2 separate regions of the Mus musculus genome follow, and region 1 is linked to region 2. Evidence: chromatin loops called from intact Hi-C (ENCODE). Cell type or tissue: gastrocnemius. All regions are shown on one strand. Links, peaks and the distances in the headings refer to the core of each region. The heading gives the core; the rest is flanking DNA.

What was found. Hi-C counts contacts between places; a loop is a spot of excess contacts. Peaks named below come from ENCODE experiments on the same cell type or tissue, not always from the same donor. Only the 100,000 strongest peaks of a DNase experiment are listed, where the experiment ranks them.
Region 1: it touches region 2 in a loop (3-fold over the local background); 4 of 42 quality-filtered maps call a loop at or near these places.

The regions. Positions count from the first base shown.
Region 1 is chr10:83,614,962-83,624,313 of GRCm38, reverse strand. It overlaps Appl2 (adaptor protein, phosphotyrosine interaction, PH domain and leucine zipper containing 2), which reads left to right. Exons shown (of 21, transcript NM_145220.2): 6 at 2,561-2,602; 7 at 2,727-2,785; 8 at 3,470-3,616; 9 at 6,885-6,967. Among named protein-coding and RNA genes, the nearest start is that of Appl2, 29 kb to the left of the region's middle. In gastrocnemius, for the core only: a CTCF peak has its summit at 6,770 (motif pointing right); DNase peaks (open chromatin) are centred at 3,763, 5,076, 5,273 and 6,745; H3K4me3 peaks cover 247 bases; H3K27ac peaks cover 849 bases.
Region 2 is chr10:83,771,611-83,780,962 of GRCm38, reverse strand. No RefSeq gene overlaps it. Among named protein-coding and RNA genes, the nearest start is that of 1500009L16Rik, 53 kb to the right of the region's middle. In gastrocnemius, for the core only: a CTCF peak has its summit at 4,291 (motif pointing right); a DNase peak (open chromatin) is centred at 4,298.

The DNA of each region.
Region 1 (9,352 bases), core at 610-8,609, 160 kb after region 2:
GCAGGTGGCTAGGGATGCCAGGGTGGGGGCAGCTGTTCCTGAGAAGGATGGGCACGGGGACTGTGAGGTGGAAGCTTGGAGAGAGGAGGATGGGCGGTGCCAGGCGCTCCCTGTGGAGGCTGAGGGCAGGGCAGACGCGAGCACTGGGCGCCTGGGGTACACCTGTGAGCACAGTCCTGTGAAGCCCATGCTTAGTGCTGAGTGAGGAAGTCTAATAAGTGGTCCCCTCCCTCCTGAGTAGCCTTCTGAGTGGATTCAGTTCTTAAACTGAAGGAGAACTGTACCATAAGTTTAGATGTATTTGAAATCAGAAGTAGTCCAAATGAAGAGTAAAAATTCATTGTCTGGAGAAAAATTGGTAATAGTGAATCAAAATGCTCTAATTTCATTTATTACTTAGACAGTAAAGAATTGTGTATGGTTATTGAAACAATAGAGATTAGCATGACCCCTGTGCAAAGACATGAGAATTTGTGAAACATTCCATATTAGAAAAAAGAAAAACATACAAACACACAAAAAATTGTATTTGAGAAAACTGACTAAAAGCAAACAAAACCAAAAAGTACAACCTTAATTTAAAATACACATACACACATACTATTAGGCTGAAGAAATGGCTCAGTGGTTAAGTACACTGGCTGCTTTTGCAAAAGACCCAGTTGGTTCCCAGGACCCAAATGGTGGCCTACAACTGTCTGTGACTCTAGTTCCCGAGATCCGACACTGCCTTCTGGCCTCCATGGGCACCAGGCATGCACATGGTACACAGACATGTTCATAAAAGATAATAACCTTAATTTAAAATATATGTAATCTTACGTTCTCTTCTAGGTAGAGAAGCTATAGTAAATGTATGGGCAAATACTAAAAATGGAATTCCCGCTGGCTCTCCTTGTGTCACCTGAGGTTGTGACAATGATTGCACTGCTTTAAGCCCCGCCCAGTGCCCCTTTGACAATCCTAATATTTCATAACTAAAAAGTACAAAGTAATGAACTGGTTTGATGGTGCGCACCTGCCGTCCCAGCGCCTGCGAGACATAGTCAGGAAGATGAGCCGCTCATGGTCATCCTCGGCCACAGACCAAGCATGAGGCCAGCCTAGGTTACATGAGACGTACCCCAAAAAAGTCAAAAGGGAAAAAGAAGTAATGTATGTGGCAGACTGCAGGTCTGTGTCCTGTGTGTCTGGGAGCAGAGGGGAGGGGTGCACAGCCTAGACTCAGCAAGTCCAGCAGCCCTTGTGACAGTGGCCTTCCTGACCAACTTCTGAGACCTACAATCTTGAGTTTACAGTTGCTTACAGTGGCCATTCTTTTGCAAAGGAGAATAAAAATGTTCAATTAGTAATAAAAACAAACATTTCTTATCTATGAAAACCTAATCAAATCACCCTGTTATCATGACTCAAAGACAGAAACTTGAAGCATTTGGCCCCAGCCAAATGTAAATCCAGTTGCAGTCTGCTTACATAGTGCCTTAGCATACACCTTACTGCCTGTTTAATTTTAAATTTGTTTGAATTTATATATGGATGCTTTTCCTGATTGTATATATGTGTGCCTGGGGTCTCCAGAGTCAGAAAAGGGCACCTGATGCCCTGGAACTGGAGTTACAGATATTGTGAACCTCCTGTCTAGGTGCTAGGAACCAAGCCTGAACGAGCCCTCTAAAAGAGCAGTAAGCGCTTTGAGCCACTGAGCTGTCTCTCCAGTTCCATAAATGTTTGGCTTAAGCTGGCCTTGAACTCATGATCCTCCTGCCTCCACCTCATATCATCAGCATCCACCACAGCCAGCTTTACTGCCTTTCATTCATCTTTGCCCCAGTGGAAGTACACCTGAGGAGAGCACGGGACACTATCAAGCTGTTGGAAGACAGCTCTACTCTAATTGGAGTAAAAGCAGAAAGAATGGAAATGTGGGAAGGAAGGGGAGAGCAGCCCAGCCCCAGGGAGAGTGAGACCAGCATAGAAGCTGTAGTGTCCTCTTGTGTGGATTATGTCAGGAAGGTGGGAATTGTCACTCCTTCAGGGTCTCTTCTATGTTCTGTGTTCTTCAGTGTTTCCTCTCGCTGTCGTCATTCTCTTGGCGACCTTTCTGTCAGTTTGGTTTGGGGATTAAGTCATCTTGTGCATGACGGGTGAGGTGCCATGCTGTGGGGTCATGATTATTGGTGTTGGCTTGTGGCTGTGCACTGTGCCAGTTTGTATCATTTTCACTGGAACCAGCACCATGCCCACTGGTGATTTATAAGTCAGGTTTCTACAGTGGTGGCAACAGGAAACATACGGGAAGATGGCCTAAGACACTTGAGGGCTTCAGCTTATAGGCCAGTATAGCTTATACTTCCAGGATAAGTACCTGACCATGTCCTGTCCACCCATCCCCAGGAGTCCATCTCCCTTACAGACCCTTGGGGGTGAAGTGTGATGGTAGCCACTAGGCCAGGGTTTGTGGGAGCTGAGGAGCGAGGGGCTGTGGACAGAGCATGTGCCCTGGCTTCTTCACATGGCTCCAGCTCTTCTGCTCTGACATCTTTTCTTTTCCTTTGTTCAGAAGTCAGCACTTTGAAGGATCTCTTTGGACTTGCCAGCAGCGGTAGGCATTTTTTCATTCTTGGTGCATGGGCTTCGGCTGTGCATGAGTGTCGTGGGGGCAGGCTAGACAACCATTGTTCTTGCCCTTTGACCCTTCCCGGTGCTCAAATGTCTTTTATTTTTAGAGCACGACCTGTCAATGGCAAAGTATAGCAGGCTCCCTAAGAAGAAGGAGAACGAGAAGGTGGGTGTTCCTTCAGTCACGTCATGGACCTCAGCTCCTTCTGTGACTTCTGTGAGCTTGTGGCATGGCTGCTGTGTGGTGGAGCTCTGCTCCTTTCCTGAGTCTGCACCTTCACATTCTTCTGTACCTCGTGTGTACAGCTCATCACAATTCTGTGCACTGTTTCGGAGCCACTGTAAATTCTGACCGTGTGCTGACTGACTTCTCTGTGGTGCTCTGTCCTGCTGTCTGACCCCGTACTGATCAGTCTCTTGAGCTCCCGTTTAGCTGCCGGCTGATGTTTTAGTATCCCAGGCAACGGAGTCTGTCTTCATGCACACACTTGTTAGTTCTGCTCGTGACTCCCTTGAGCTGAGCTACGCCCGGGACTATATATAGACTTTTGCATGGACCAGGTGTGTGTGGCTTGGGCACTTGCTGCTGAACCATTTTCCCAAAGAGTATCAGTGGGCACTGCCGCTCGCAGGGTATTGGCTTTGCCTCATACAGTCTCGGGGACCGGGGTGCTGTCGTGTTGTGATTTCACTGGGGCTCCTTTTTAAGTTAAGGTGGAACCTTCTCTCTGCGCCATTCTGCTGGTCATGGAAATGTTTATGATGAACAACCAACTATGTGTGAAAGTTTGTGCTCTGGCAAAATTCCCAGACCCTGTGAGCGACTTGGGTTCCCTTTCCCTCTTCCCAGGCGAAGACGGAAATTGTGAAAGAGGTGGCGGCTGCCCGGCGGAAACAGCACCTCTCATCCCTTCAGTACTACTGCGCACTCAACGCACTGCAGTACCGCAAGCGGGCGGCCATGATGGAACCCTTGATAGGCTTTGCCCACGGACAGGTAGGGGATGAGAGGAAACCCCGAAGCAGCCATCAGGAGAAATGGAAGCCTCGTCATGGCAACAGATGCACAATACCCTGGGAAAGTTCCTAGGGCTCAACTGTTACCAGAGCTTCCAGCTGGGCTCGGCCTGTGAGGCCATATGTTCAGGAAGCTATGGCCTCCTCCCAAGCCTCCCTCAGGGAAGAGCCTGCCTGCCTTCCAAGAAAGCGAGTCCTGGTTCTGCTTTCTGCCCAGGCCGCATGGCTGGTGCAGAGCCCGGTGTGTCCACATTGCCTTCACAGTGGCACCGCAGGCTCACCCCAGGAGCCGGGCTGTGCATGTTCCTTTCCTACTCTGCACTGTCAGGCTCACCCTGGCTGGCTCATGTGCAGACGGCATGCCCCTGAAGTTACTGCGTGTGCTCCCTCCCGGGGCCGGGGGAATGGTACCTGTGCTTTCTGAAGTCCTGGGAGGGGGGTGGGGGGGAGGGGGCACTCAGTCAGCATCTTCCCTCCTAGTTAGTGATCTGCTGATCCTTGTCTTAGAGATGCTCCAGTTTAAGGATGTTGACCCAGCTGCCATGGCACAGGCGAGTGGCAGGGGCCGGCATGAGTTTTCCCTGCTTTAGCCCTCCGTGACTCTCAGCCCTTACGTTGTACAAGACAAATGCACCCAGAATCTTAGGTCATTTGATAATCTATGAACCGAAAATGAGGAGAAGAAACAAAATGTTTCTAAGACCTGTTACCAATTGAACACACATGAGCATCTCTGGCTTCTGTATGCATTTTAAATTACATGTATTTGAAAAGAAATACATCAGCTTCACTAAGGGGAAAGGGGTGTGTGCCTGGGCATCTTTAAGCAGCCAGACACAACTGTCTGTTTTCCTGATGTAGTTGCTACATGTTGAATGGGGAGTTCACTGAAGCCAGCTTATTCCTGCAGAGGTATTAACTCAAATAGGGCAATCTAGCCTCTCTGTCATCTGAATAAAGCTGGGTTATCCAAAACTAAGTACTGTCCTGTTGGGCCTTCAGCCCTCGGCAGAGCCACCTAGCTCCCACACAGTGGGCACCGTGCTGACTCTCTGTCCCTCCTTTATTACACCTTGGACCCGACAACTGACCTAGCCATATTAGAGAACTATGCTCTTTGCTCTGTGATTATGTCCTGTGTGCCGTCCCTGCATGGCAGCCTTTGCTGGGGCAGTAATCCCTGCTCACTCACAAGCCCAGGAACATGGAGAGGGAAGATTTGTATATTGTCTCAGTCTGCAGAGCTTGCTTGGTGGTGGACAGTTTCACAGTACCCAAGGGATATGGCCAGCTGTTCTGTGCTTTCTCCCAGCCGAGGACTGACTACACCAGCTCTCCTAGCCAAGCTTTTTAAATGATTGTAGTTTGGCTCCAGGAGGGAAGAGGAGAGTTCAGTGCTGGCACACACGCAACCCCGGCCTGGGAGGGCGGGGCTGTACCATCGGGTGCTGTGGCAGAAGACTGGGGAGAGGCGTTTTGTGTTTCACCTAGAAATTCTCCTCATTCGAGACACAGCTAGAGTTCTCTTGGCTGAGTGTTGCGTGACGCTGTGAGTTGTTGTGTGACTCAGAAGTATGTGCTGTGCCTCAGCCCTCAGGTATCAGCCTATGGGCATCGCCTATGCTAGCTGAAGGTGTGAGAGCACTGCACCCAGCTGTTGGCAGGCCCACTTGGTAGACTGCCCAGGCTTTGTCTCCTGCTTAGGGACGTGGGTTGCACCTGCTGTGGCTTCTCTGGTCCTTAGAACATAGGCTTGAAATTGATTTTAGTTCCGAAGCCTCAGGATGGAGGTTTTTATCAGTTGTATGGATTTTCCAAAATCACACTCTGTGTGTGTGTGTGTGTGTGTGTGTGTGTGTGCGTGCGTGCGTGCGTGCGTGCATGTGGAGAGGGGAGCTTGCACATGCCCTGGCATGCATGTGGAAGTAAGAGGACAACTTCAGGAATCAGTTCCTTTTATCATGTGAGTCCTGCAGACGTGGGGACAGGTGCTCTGAGCCATCTCAACAGCCCTGTGAAATCCTGGAGTGTATAAGTGACCTCTCATGTGTATTTTCAGGGTAAGCCCTAGGCAGTGGGGCTGTAAAGCCCCTCCATTTATTCTGTGCTTGGGATTGGGTCGCTCCAGAGAGCTCACAGTAACTGGAGAGCAAGTCAAAGGCTTAAAGCAATGCTCCAAAGGAGGTCAGCAGGGAAGGACAAGAAACCCCAGATGCTGAGCCATTAGAAATGCCGAAGGCTGATTTAAAAGATGAAAACTAACTGATGAGTATCGTTTGGTTTTTGATGTTGCAGGGATTGGAATGGATTTACAATGTTAAGCTGAATTAGAGGTCAGCAGGCCAGAGCCTCCCACATGTGTATTACCGCGTGGGGATAATCGTGTTCATCGGCTGTCCATACCCTCCCTGACCTCAGGACAGGTGCACACATTCCTGGGTTCTCAGATTAGAGGGAAGACTATCCAGACACTGCTGATAACACCACTCAGGCCACACTCTGCTTCCTGTCTTTGCGGCCTTGTGTCACAGCTGGGAAAGTCTTCACAAGAGAGGGAGGCTGAGCTTTGCAGGCTGGGCAGCTGCATTCTTACCATCTCTCTTTCCCTTGCCTGGCCTGGCACATGTGTTGGCACCCAGACCTAGGAAATGAAGCAAGTAGTCCTTCCTTCAGCACCAAACCTGCAGTTTCATTCCAACTTCCCAGGTCTTCAGGGTACCACTGTCCCATAGGCAGAGAAAGCACCCATCTCAGAACCCTGGGGAGCAGACTGCCTCACCTAGTTTAGCAGCTGCTTAGTGCCAGATCCCCTTTGTGCTGTGGTTGGAAGAGGCTCTTAAAACTGGGCTCTCTAGCTCAGGTTCCCCTCTGCCACAGCTCAGTTCACCATCTGTCCGTGTATGCGGTGTAGGGCCCGGTGAGTGTGCTCAGGCAGGTAGATGGTAGCCCTCAGCGAGGGCAGGCATCTCATGCTGTACTTCATCAGATGCTTGTCCGTGTGCTGCTGGGCCTGAGCATCCCTCAGTCTCCTGAAGGAGCCACCACAAGGCTGCCAGGCTCCACCTTCTCCACTGACAAACTTGGGCCTTCTCAACCAGTGTGCTGGAGGTGGGCGATGGCGAGATGCTGCCTGATTACCAGCAGGAGGCGCTGGCGACCCTCAGTTGTCCCACAAGGTCTCACAGTTCGGGAACTGGCCACTTAGCCTTCCCAGCTGATGTACAGAGTACTGCAATTGTATCTTTCAGATCAACTTTTTCAAGAGAGGAGCAGAGATGTTCTCCAAAAGTATGGACGGCTTCTTGTCATCCGTTAAAGACATGGTTCAGAGGTAATGCTGCTCTCAGGCGAGACCTGGGTTCCTTCTGTCTTCCCAGTCAGTCAGCCTCTCTGGGAGGTGGGGGAGCCTTCTGTCTTCAGAGGTCAACAGAGCCCCATTACCCTGTAGCAGGCCAGGCTCTCCCAACATGAAAACTTGTACTTCCCATGGAGTCCAGGCACTTCTGGTGTCAGAATCGCTTGTGTTGATGTGTGGGTGACACACGCTCTGAGCTTGTGAGAGGTGGAGGTTAGCTTTCCCTCTGGGATTATGGGATCAGCAACCAGAAGTGCTTTAACTTTTGAGGACGTTCTAGCTGTCGTACTAGTTTACCCTAGCCTTCACATTTACTTCAGTGAGCTGTGGTGCAGCCATGGAGTTCATGCTTCAAACCCCCATCACTTTCCTCAGATGGTCTTACCTGTGCTTGGTGGTTGGGAGGGCTGCCCTGGCTCCTGCCCCTGTCCCCTTCCCTGACCCCTGTGACAAGAGTGAGGTGGCTCATGGACCACATCTGCAGACTAGTTTCACCAGAGCATGCATGTGTCACTCTGCGTATCTGTGCAGACTATGTGTGGGTTGGGTTTGGGGAGGGGGTGCTATAGTTTAAGAGATAAAAAATGGCAGGAGGAGGGGACAGGAAGGCCAGAGTTCAAGGCCAGCCTGGAGCACATGAGACCCTTTCAGAACCTCTTACCCTGCCCCCAAAGAGGGAAATACACAGAGTGGAAATGATGGCTGTGGAATCTTCATGTGGAAATGGGGACGTGTTCCTGATGCTGTTACATCCCAGATAGCTGAAAAGGGCCAGGAGGAATTTAGTCAGGTGCGAGTCCATCAGAGGCTCGGAACATGAAGGTAAACCCTGAAGAGCCAGTACCAAGCCCTGAACTTGCCTAGTACCCAGCAGCAGGGAGGGACACAGGTCAGACTTAGTGATGCCAGAGAACAGTTTGTGAAATCCACATCACTTTCTTCCTGTGTAGATGGTTAGTCCTGGGGAATGTTAGAGCACAGTACAGAACCTGCCATTCTGTAAGAGGGCCCGTTCTCTCTCATCTCCTAAGTATAAAGTTTCTGTTTTCTTTTTTAGGCAGGGCTTCATTTTGTAGTCCTGACTGGCCTGGAACTCGCCATATGGACTAGGGTGGCCTCAAACTCAGAAAGATCTGCCTGCCTCTGCTCTGCCTCTGCTTCCTGAGTGCTGGGGTTAGAGGTGCGCATGCATCACCGTGCCTGACGCTAGCACTTGAACACCAGCAGTGTTCTCCAGGCAGGAGGATCTAGTGCTGCCACACTGTGTGCAGGTGCCTGACGTTAGCACCCGGAACACCAGCAGTGTTCTCCAGGCAGGAGGATCTAGTGCTGCCACACTGTGTGCAGGTGCCACCTACCCACAGGAGGCCTCAGGCATTGTCTGGTGCTGGCACTACAGCTTTGCGTTATGCAGGGGGGACTCGGTAGCCTACGTGCTCACATGTTTTCAGAACTCAGCTGAGGGCTGGACAAGGCAGCATGGTTTCAGCCACCCTGAAGAGCTTGGCTTTTTTAGTCCTTAACCCCATGGTGATATATCATGTGCAAGTTAGAAAAATACTTAAACAAAACAAAACAAAAACCCAGCCAGCTTTGAAGAGTTGCAGGTGAAGCAGTTATTTTTCTACTGTGTTCTTTGGGGTCTTGGAAGTTTCTGATTGGTGTAGGATTTTGAGGCTATCTGTATGGGGCTTGGGGAGAGCAGAGCAGCTACTTAAAACCGGAATAGTGTGCCCGGTGTCATACTGCTGCACTTGAGCATATCTCTGAGGACACACGTCTTTCAAGAGACGACTCTGTCCACACAATCTGAAGGACCTCAGTGGGTCTGTCCACAGACTGCCCCAAGAATCCTGTATGTGGCTGTCCTCCTACTCCAGTCTCCACCTTGCCGGGGCACAGTGATATACACCTTTAATTCCAGTACTCAGGAGGCAAAGGCAGGCAAACTCTGTGAGTTTGAGGCCAGCCTGCTTTACATGGTGACACACACACACACACACACACACACACACACACACACACACACGCGCGCGCGCTAACCCTTCCTCACCTTGGCAATGAATAGCAGGTTATGCCAGTGAGGTTTGATTGTTAGTGCCAGTCCCACCATCTCAGTAGAGGAGTACCTGGTCTGTTCAGATGTCAGAAGAGCTGAACTCTCACCTAGGCAAACTTGAGAGCTGGGTGGAATGTCCAGGCTTAGAGAAGAGGAAATCCTGAGCTCTGCCCTTGAGAAACTGGATGTTGTGACTCTGCTGTACATGTCTGCCTCATTCCTGACTGCTGTAGCTCTGTCTTCTCATATAACTTCGTGTGAAGTGGGTCTCCTTATCTCTAGTACGCGTTCTCAGATATGTG
Region 2 (9,352 bases), core at 887-8,886:
TTGGAGCTATCCAGCTACAGTGCTCTGAGGTCAATGGGGTCAGTTTGTTACGCTAAAATATAAGAAATCAGAATCCTGTATCCTTATTTGATCACGAGTTCTTTTCTCCCTTTTCTTTCATCTCTAAGGTGTGTGTCAGTATAATTGAGGGATCTCTCTGTCTCTGTCTCTGTCTCTGTCTCTCTCTCTCCCTTTACCTTTTCTCAACAAGGTCTCATGTAGCTTAGGCTAGCCTTGAACTTGCTATGTAGTCAAGGATGGAAAGAGAAAGTGGGCCAGGGAGATGGAACTCATAACCACCACAGCCCATAAGTTCTCTAGGTAGTTGCACAAATAACCTTTGGTTTGGGGGGTTGTTTTGTTTGCTTGCTTGGTTGGCTGGCTAGCTGACTGGTTGGTTTGGTTTGTTGTTTTGTTTTGTTTTGTTTTGTTTTGTTTTGTTTTGTTTTGTTTTGTTTTGCAGTGGTAGTGATGGTATTGGTTTTTGCTTTGTCGGGTTTTGTTTCTTGTTTTGTCTTTTTGATTTGATTAATCCCAACAGGTTCAAGCTGGCCTGAAACTCATGGCAATCCTCCTGCCTCAGCTTTCTAAGTGCTAGAATTACAGGTGCAAGCCACGCCTTCACGTCATGTTTCTTTACTTGTTATTAAACCTATGTATCTGTGTCTGTATGGGTGGTGGGGATGTGAGTTTGTCACAGTGCACCTGTGTGGAGTCAGAGACAGGGCATGGCTGTGTCAGCACTTTCCATCAGCCACATAGGACCAAGGATAGAACTCCGGTTGTCAAGCTTGCCAGCAAGAGACTTTGCCCATCGAAGCATCTGGCTGCAGCAGATATTCTAATAGTTCTCTTTTCAATCACAGCATAGTGGAACTCACGCAGAGGTAGAGAGAGTCTGTAGGAAGCTTCAACCCTAACAACCACCACCACTAATGATACCATTCTCTAGTGATAATGTGTTGGCTCAGGGGGATTTATTGAAGAAGATGTAGACAGACAGCTTTTAAATCAAACATGAATGAATTGCTCTCAAAATACTCATCTCCCAAGCTCAGCTCTGAGAACCACACAGCTTTTTCAGCCCTAAGTCTAAATGTCATCAGAATCCTCCCAAAAACATATGATAAGGTCTGTGACAGAAATTCCCCTTTCCTGGTACCAATCTCCATCTTAGTTAGAGGTTCTGTTGCTGTGATAAAACACCATGAGCAAAAGCAACTGGAAAGAAGAGGTTTATTTCATCTCATACTTGCTGGTGACAGCCCATCACCAAGGGAACTCCGGGCAGGAACTAAGACCCCCGAAGCTGGGCTTCCGTTCAAGTTCCAGGGTGAGCTGGCCAGCACCCCAATGACTCAAGAGAAAACCACACCTGATGCAAACTGCAAGAGGTTTTATTATCAGCTAGCTGAGGACGAACTCCTTCCGCAGTGCAGGGCAGGGGAGTTCGACCCCCAGCAGCAACAGTAGAAGGCTTTTAACAGCTAGCTGAGGAATTGGGAGGAGTTGGGAGGAGAGTTGGGAGGAGTTGGGCGGAGTCTGGCTACTGCTCTTCTCTGGCGGAGGGAGGGGAGGGGTGTCCTTGGCACAGGAAGCCAGGCAAGCACCTGGCTAGGTCTTTTTTACAATTATCGCATCTCTGATTATAAGGTATTGAAACAACAACAACAACAAAAAAAGCTTTTTGCTGGCTATAGAGAACAAAGAGTTTCTTTTTAGCTGTATTTTTAGAGATCAGGGAAAACAAGCTTGGGGGAATGTTTTAGGGGCTTTACCTCCCAGGGACAAATGCTCTAAGTCGGGGTCTCACAGAACCAAGAAGCAGTAGCTGAGGCATAGAAACTGGAGGGTCGCTCTGTGATGGCTTGTTCCCAGTACTTTCTCAGCCTGCTTTCTTACTGCCCTCAGGACCGACCTGCCCAGGGGTGGCACTGCCTAACCCTCCTTTTAGAAAATGCACCACAGGCTCGCCTACAGAACAATCTGCAGGAACATTTTCTCACTTGAGTTTCTCTTGTTAGCTTGTGTCAAGTTGGAATAAAACTAGCCAGCACAGATAGGAACTCTTATTTCCCACTCCTCTTGTATCCTGTGGGAAGATTTTTTAAGACGGACTCCCCATTGGGCATGCTCAACTTGACTTTTTTCTCCCAGGCAGCCTTGCCCACAGGAAGCACAGTCTCTGCTTCTCTGGGTGAGCAAGTCATGTGGAGAGTAAGCATACACAGAATGCTCCAGACTGTTGATCTGATCATTTGTTTCCACTATGGGGCCCTGGAAAGTGCTCTCAATCTTAAGGTCAAGTTAAAGTATTCCAGTTATAAGACTTTGGGATGGCAAGGTGTCTCAGATGGTGTAGGCACTCTGATGACCCAAGTTTGATTCCCCAGGGCCCACATGTGGTGAAAGGAGCAAGCAAGTTCCTAAAAGTTGTCCTCTGATCTCCACAGGGGTGTGTGTGTGTGTGTGCAAACCTACACAAATGTGTGTGACCTACACAAATGTGTGTGTGCATGCACACCCAATACATAAAGTTTTAAAATAGACATTGAATAAAAATAAAAATGACCGTCTCAAGGAGAGTTGGCAAATCTGTTGCCTAGAGTAATATAATCCAAGAGTTCTGCATTCTTATAAATTTATATATAAAACTATTGCAACAGACTGCTTGCTACAGTTTCATTGGTCCACAGAACAGTTCGGAGATCAACTCATTATCCAACCTTTACATTATCCAGTGCAGTCAAGAACTGTAACGAGCAAGAAACACTCCAGCTGCAGGTGTTTAGCATTGCTGTGGCATCCTGACTGTGCAGGACCTGCTTTAAGAGACCAATGTGTCCTGAGTGACTACAGTGTCTATCTCTCCACAGGGTAAGGAATTGGTGGCCTCGGTCTTTGTGACATTTTAAATCCCTTTGTGGCACCACAAAGTGGATGAATTGAAGTAATGAAAGGAGGAACCAGCTAGATGGCTCAGTGGGTAGAGGTGTTGGCCGCCAACCCTGACAACTTGAGTTTCACGACTTGAGTTCAATTCCCAGGACCCGGTGGGAGAGAATGGACTCCTTCAAATTGTCCTCTGAACTCCACACATGACCCGCTGCCTGTGTACCCTCACCCATACACATGTAAATAACGTGTCATTTAAATTTTAAATAACAGAAGTGTGTTATTTCCCCCAAATAGAGGCTAAAAGTCCCCAGTGGCTGTGCACTCTGCAGCAGAAGCACCCTCCTTGCTCCCTTTAGCTCCTGGCATTACCCACAATCCCTGACTTCCGTGTGTATCTGTTTTCTCCCCCTGCAAGAACACTCGTCATTGGGTCCGATGCACCTGCCCTTGTCCATTGTAACCTCATTCCCCCTGATGAGATCTGCACAGCCCTAGCTTCTAAATTAGGGTACATTTAGAGGTTCTGTGTGGACATGAATTGGGAGCAGTGCACAACATTTAGGAAAAGAGAATCAGAAGGCCCAGGCATCGCCTGTGTGGGAGTGAGAAATTATGGTCTGGCTCAGGAAAGATGCCTAGAAAGTATGCAAGCTACTATTCACTTACATACTGCACCATCCATGCGAGAGGCAGTCGAATGTTAAAAACAGCAACGACACACATGCAAACGGACCCGTGTGTTCCACAGCCATGTCTGTCACAGACTCAGTCCTGTGTGTTATTGATGTACTGATATCACTGGACGCTTACCCTGTAGCGGGACTTTTCGTCACTGTCTGAGTATTAAGTCGTCTCACCTTCAAGTTATTTGTCTGTGGGTCCTCATTCACCTTAACTGTAGGATGCAAATATCTGTTCTTGTGTAACAGTCGTCCTCAGCCTGTGAGCTACGACCCTCTTGGGGGTCCAACTACCCTTTCACGGGGGTCACTAAGACCATCGGAAAACACAGGTATTTATATTACAATTCATAACAGCAGCAACGTTACAGTTATGAAGTGACAAAAAAAATAATTTTATGGTTGGGGGTCAGCACAACATGAGGGACTGTTTTAAAGGGTCACAGCGTTAGGAAGGGTGAGAACCATGGCTCTATACCAAGACTGTCGTGGGAATCCAGTTGGTTAACCTGCATGTAATAAGCATTTCAGACATAGACTTTTAAAGTCTTTGTTACAGACACTGACTCCGTTCTATGCATAAGGAAACAGGGACAGGGGAAAGCTAAATAAAGTGTCCAACGTTCAGAGCTAGCAGCTAGGGAAGCCTGCTGGGCTAGGATGGAAACAAGGAATAGGCCCATCAAAACACGGAGAGAGATCAAGCCGCTATTAGATGCTCTGGCCACCAGAGGGCAGGAGATGCATGTATTAGAAAGGCATAACCAGCCACAACTTTTTTTTTTTTTTTTTTTTTTTTGTCCGTTTTCTACATTAAAAACTGAAAGTTTTCCTGGGCATGGTGACACACACCTTTAATCCCAGCACTTCGGAAGTAGAGACATGCGGATTCCTGAGTTTCAGGCCAGCCTGGTCTACAGAGTGAAATCCGTGACAGCTAGGGCCACACAGAGAAACTCTATCTTGGGTTGAAGGGACGGGGACAGGGGTCCGAAAGCTTTACCTAACCCAGTGGTCCGTGCTGTATCACAACACTTGAGAGATGAAGGCAGCACAATGAGTCTATCCCCCACCACACAGTGAGTTCAAGGCCAGCTTTGACTATGTGAGATTCTGTCTTTAAAACCAAAAATCAGAAACCTGAAAGTTTTGTTGTAAACTTTATACCAATCATTAAAGAAGCTGGTTCAACGTTGTCTATAACCATAAAGATGAGGCACTTGCTGTGAGTATCTAATTCGATCACATCTGTACATGTCTAGAAAGCTGACCAGCAGATGAAATGCCAGCCAGCATTACATTCAATAGCAGCTCCACTAGGTGAACCCTGCCTGGGCTGAGCCCACTGTGCGCACGGGTGGTATTCACTGAGGAACGAGAAGCAGGGACCCTCCAGGTACAAGATGGTGCTGGTGTGGCCTGCAGCATTAGAGAGGGAAAGAGATTGGGGGTGGGGGGAGGACCTCAGAAAATACTGGAACAAAGGAATGCGGCTGAGCTTGGAAAGCCTTGTGGTGAGCTGTCCCTTGGGGTCAGCATAGAGGCCTGTTGTATAGCCTCCCTCATTGTAGACCATCCCGTGCCTTTGGAGAATATGAAGGGAAGGAAGAGAAATGGCCAATCCCTGTGCAATATCCCTACAAACCTGAGAACAGCGTTTAAACTATGAGCCCATGGCATACACTTCAGATTCAAACCATTGGGGCTGTACAGGGTGGGGCTTCTCTGGTGGAAGCCGGCCTTTAGGACTGGGTCTTAAAGGTTACACAGCTGCTGACTCGGGACCCTGGCTTTGTCTCACCACAATCTCTCTCCTCCGTAAGCGCCCCCATTCTGTCCCCAGTACGAAGGAGTGAAATCCCCAGAGGCAACGTTAATCTTTTCTCCCAGGATAGTTTCTTAACTGTCAACTTGACCCAAACAAGGATCACCCGTGGAAAGGATTCTTAATTAAAAACTTGTCCAAATTGGGTTGGGTGGTGGCATTGTCTTGTTAATTGGTGTGGGGACCTCTGTGCCACTGTGAGTGATGACACTCCTACTTGGGGGTTCTGGACCGTCTAAGAGAAGAAGGCAATCAAGTAGGCCTGTGTGCATTCATTGCTGTCTGCCCTCAACTGTGGATACGTGTGAGCAGGCTGTTATGTGTCACTCTCCAATGATGGGCTGTACACTGAAGGTAAGTGGGTGTATTAGTCAGGGTTCTCTAGAGTCACAGAACTCACGGATAGTCTCTAGTTAGTAAAGGAATCTATTGATAACTTACAGTCGGCAGCCCAATTCCTTACAATTGTTCAGTCGCAGCTGTGAATGGAAGTCCAAGGATCTAGCAGTTACTCAGTCTCACACGGCAAGCAGGCGAAGGAGCAAGAGCAAGAGCTAGACTCCCTTCTTCCAATGTCCTTATATTGTCTCCAGCAAAAGGTGTAGCCCAGATTAAAGGTGTGTTCCACCACACCTTTAATCCCAGATGAAAGGCATAGCCCAGATTAAAGGTGTGTTCCTTAACTCGGAGATTCAATCTTCTGGAATCCATAGCCACTGTGGCTCAAGATCTTCAAACCAAGATCCAGATAAGCATCTCCAAGCCTCCAGATAAGGGTCACTGGTGAGCCTTCCAATTCCGGATTGTAGTTCATTCCAAATATTGTCAAGTTGACAACCAGGAATAGCCACTACAATCCACCCCTTGTCAACTTGACACAAATAATATCTCATGTTCACATGAAACAATAACAAGGTTGTAAATACGCCTAACATGATATAACTATCCCTCGTACAATCGCAAACGCATTAGTAAATTTACAATGGGCATTCATATTACTTTATAATCCTCGTTTCTGCAACTGGTTACGTGGCCTTAATTGGTATTTATAACTACCTTCCTCTACTACCCATTCTGTATTTCCTTCACCTTCAGCCAGCACCTCAGCAGGTCTTGGCTCTTTTCCTGGAGGATTGACCCATACCTTCATTCCTGATGGGTGTGCGTCCTTTGTCATCCTGCTTGGATTAGGCTGTTGTAGTTTCCCATTGACTTTAATCACAGGACATGGTAGTACTAAGAGACGCCCTAAGGGATCTCCTGCACTCCAGACATAATCTTGCTTACCACCATTGTGAAGAGGTAATCCAATTTCCCCATGGTAATCTGGATCTATCACCCCTCCTAACACTGTTATTCCTTTTTTAGCCTGTTGGTTTAAGGGCATTAGAAGCCCAAAATGACCAGGGGGAAGTCTGAGCTTCCAGTTCAATGAAATGTTTGTTGTAGCTCCTGGTAGGAGCACTCCCCTCTCTGGAGCCAAAACTTCTAAGCCAGCAGAACCTAGAGTTATGGGGACAGGAAGCAAAAATTTTCCTAGAGGGTCACTAGGAGTGATAGTAAGTGGAACTATTCCGTTTTCCACCCCTTGATTCCTGGACCCATGAATCCTGGCTATGGGTGAAACTGTACCATATATCGAGCGCTGATTCAAAGCATATACTGCCTTCTGAAGAACTCTGCCCCAACCTTCCAAGCTGTTACCACCTAATTGGCGCTGTAACTGCGTCTTCAAAAGGCCATTCCATCTTTCTATCAGCCCAGCTGCTTCAGGATGATGGGGAATGTGGTAAGACCAGTGAATTCCATGATCGTGAGCCCACTGTCGTACTTCTCTGGCTGTGAAATGAGTTCCTTGGTCAGAAGCAATACTGTGTGGAATACCATGACGATAGATGAGGCATTCTGTCAGTCCGTGAATGGTGGTTTTAGCAGAGGCATTACGTGCAGGAAAGGCAAATCCATAACCAGAATAAGTATCTACTCCAGTAAGAACAAAACGCTGTCCTTTCCACGAAGGAAGTGGTCCAATGTAGTCAACCTGCCACCAGGTTGCTGGCTGGTCACCTCGAGGAATGGTGCCATATCTGGGGCTCAGTGTTGGTTTCTGCTGTTGGCAGATCTGGCAATCAGCAGCAGCAGTAGCCAGGTCAGCTTTGGTGAGTGGAAGCCCGTGTTGCTGAGCCCAAGCATAACCTCCATCTCGACCACCATGACCACTTTGTTCATGTGCCCATTGAGCAATGACAGGGATGGCTGGGGAGAGAGGCTGACTGTCCACAGAACGGGTCATCTTATCTACTTGATTATTGAACTCCTCCTCGGCTGAAGTCACCTTTTGGTGAGCATTTACATGGGACACAAATATCTTCACATCCTTTGCCCATTTGGAGAGATCTATCCACATACTTCTTCCCCAGATGTCTTTCTCACCAATTTTCCAATTGTGATCTTTCCAAGTCCCTGACCATCCAGCCAATCCATTGGCTACAGCCCATGAGTCAGTGAATAATCGTACATCTGGCCACTTCTTCTTACAAACAAACTGTAATACCATGTGTACTGCCCGAAGTTCTGCCCACTGTGAAGATTTCCCTTCACCTGTGTCTTTCAAGGTTGTCCCAGAAAGGGGTTGTAATGCTGCAGCTGTCCACTTCTGGGTGGTGCCTGCATAACGTGCAGAGCCATCAGTAAACCAGGCTCTAGTCTTCTCCTCTTCGGTCAGTTGATCATAGGGAACACCCCATGAGGCTATAGGTGCATGCTTGGCAGCAGATGGCATTGTAACAGGAGTAGAAACCATAGGCATTTGAGCAACTTCTTCATGTAACTTGCTTGTGCCTTCAGGACCTGCTCTGGCCCGATCACGTATATACCACTTCCATTTGATAATAGACTGCTGCTGTGCACGTCCCACTTTATGACTTGCAGGGTCTGATAGTACCCAGCTCATGATGGGTAGTTCAGGTCGCATAGTGACTTGGTGTCCTATTGTCAGACGTTCAGTTTCCACTAAGGCCCAATAGCAGGCCAAGAGCTGTTTTTCAAAGGGAGAATAGTTGTCTGCAGATGATGGTAGAGCTTTGCTCCAAAATCCCAAAGGCCTTTTCTGTGATTCACCTACAGGGGCCTGCCAGAGGCTCCAAACAGCATCTCTATCAGCCACAGACACCTCAAGTACCATCGGATCTGCTGGGTCATATGGTCCAAGTGGTAGAGCAGCCTGCACAGCAGCCTGGACCTGTTGAAGGGCCTTCTCCTGTTCCAGGCCCCACACAAAGCTAGCAGCTTTCCGAGTCACTTGGTAAATAGGCCTAAGTAACACACCCAAGTGAGGGATGTGTTGTCTCCAGAATCCAAATAGACCCACTAAACGTTGTGCTTCTTTCTTGGTTGTAGGAGGGGCCAGGTGCAATAACTTATCTTTCACCTTAGAAGGAATATCTCTGCATGCTCCACACCACTGGACTCCTAAGAATTTCACTGAGGTAGATGGTCCTTGAATTTTGGTTGGATTTATTTCCCATCCTCTGATACGCATATGTGTTACCAATGAGTCCAAAGTGGTTGCTACTTCCTGCTCACTTGGTCCAATCAGCATAATGTCATCAATATAGTGCACCAATGTGATATTTTGTGGAAGATCCAAACGATCAAGATCCCTTCTAACTAAATTATGACACAGGGCAGGAGAGTTAATATATCCTTGAGGCAAAACTGTGAAGGTATACTGTTGGCCTTGCCAACTGAAAGCAAATTGCTTCTGGTGGTCCTTATGGACAGGTACTGAGAAGAAGGCATTTGCCAGATCAATAGCCGCATACCAGGTGCCAGGAGATGTGTTAATTTGCTCAAGTAAGGAAACTACATCTGGTACAGCAGCTGCAATTGGAGTTACTACCTGATTTAGTTTTCGGTAATCAACTGTCATTCTCCATGATCCATCTGT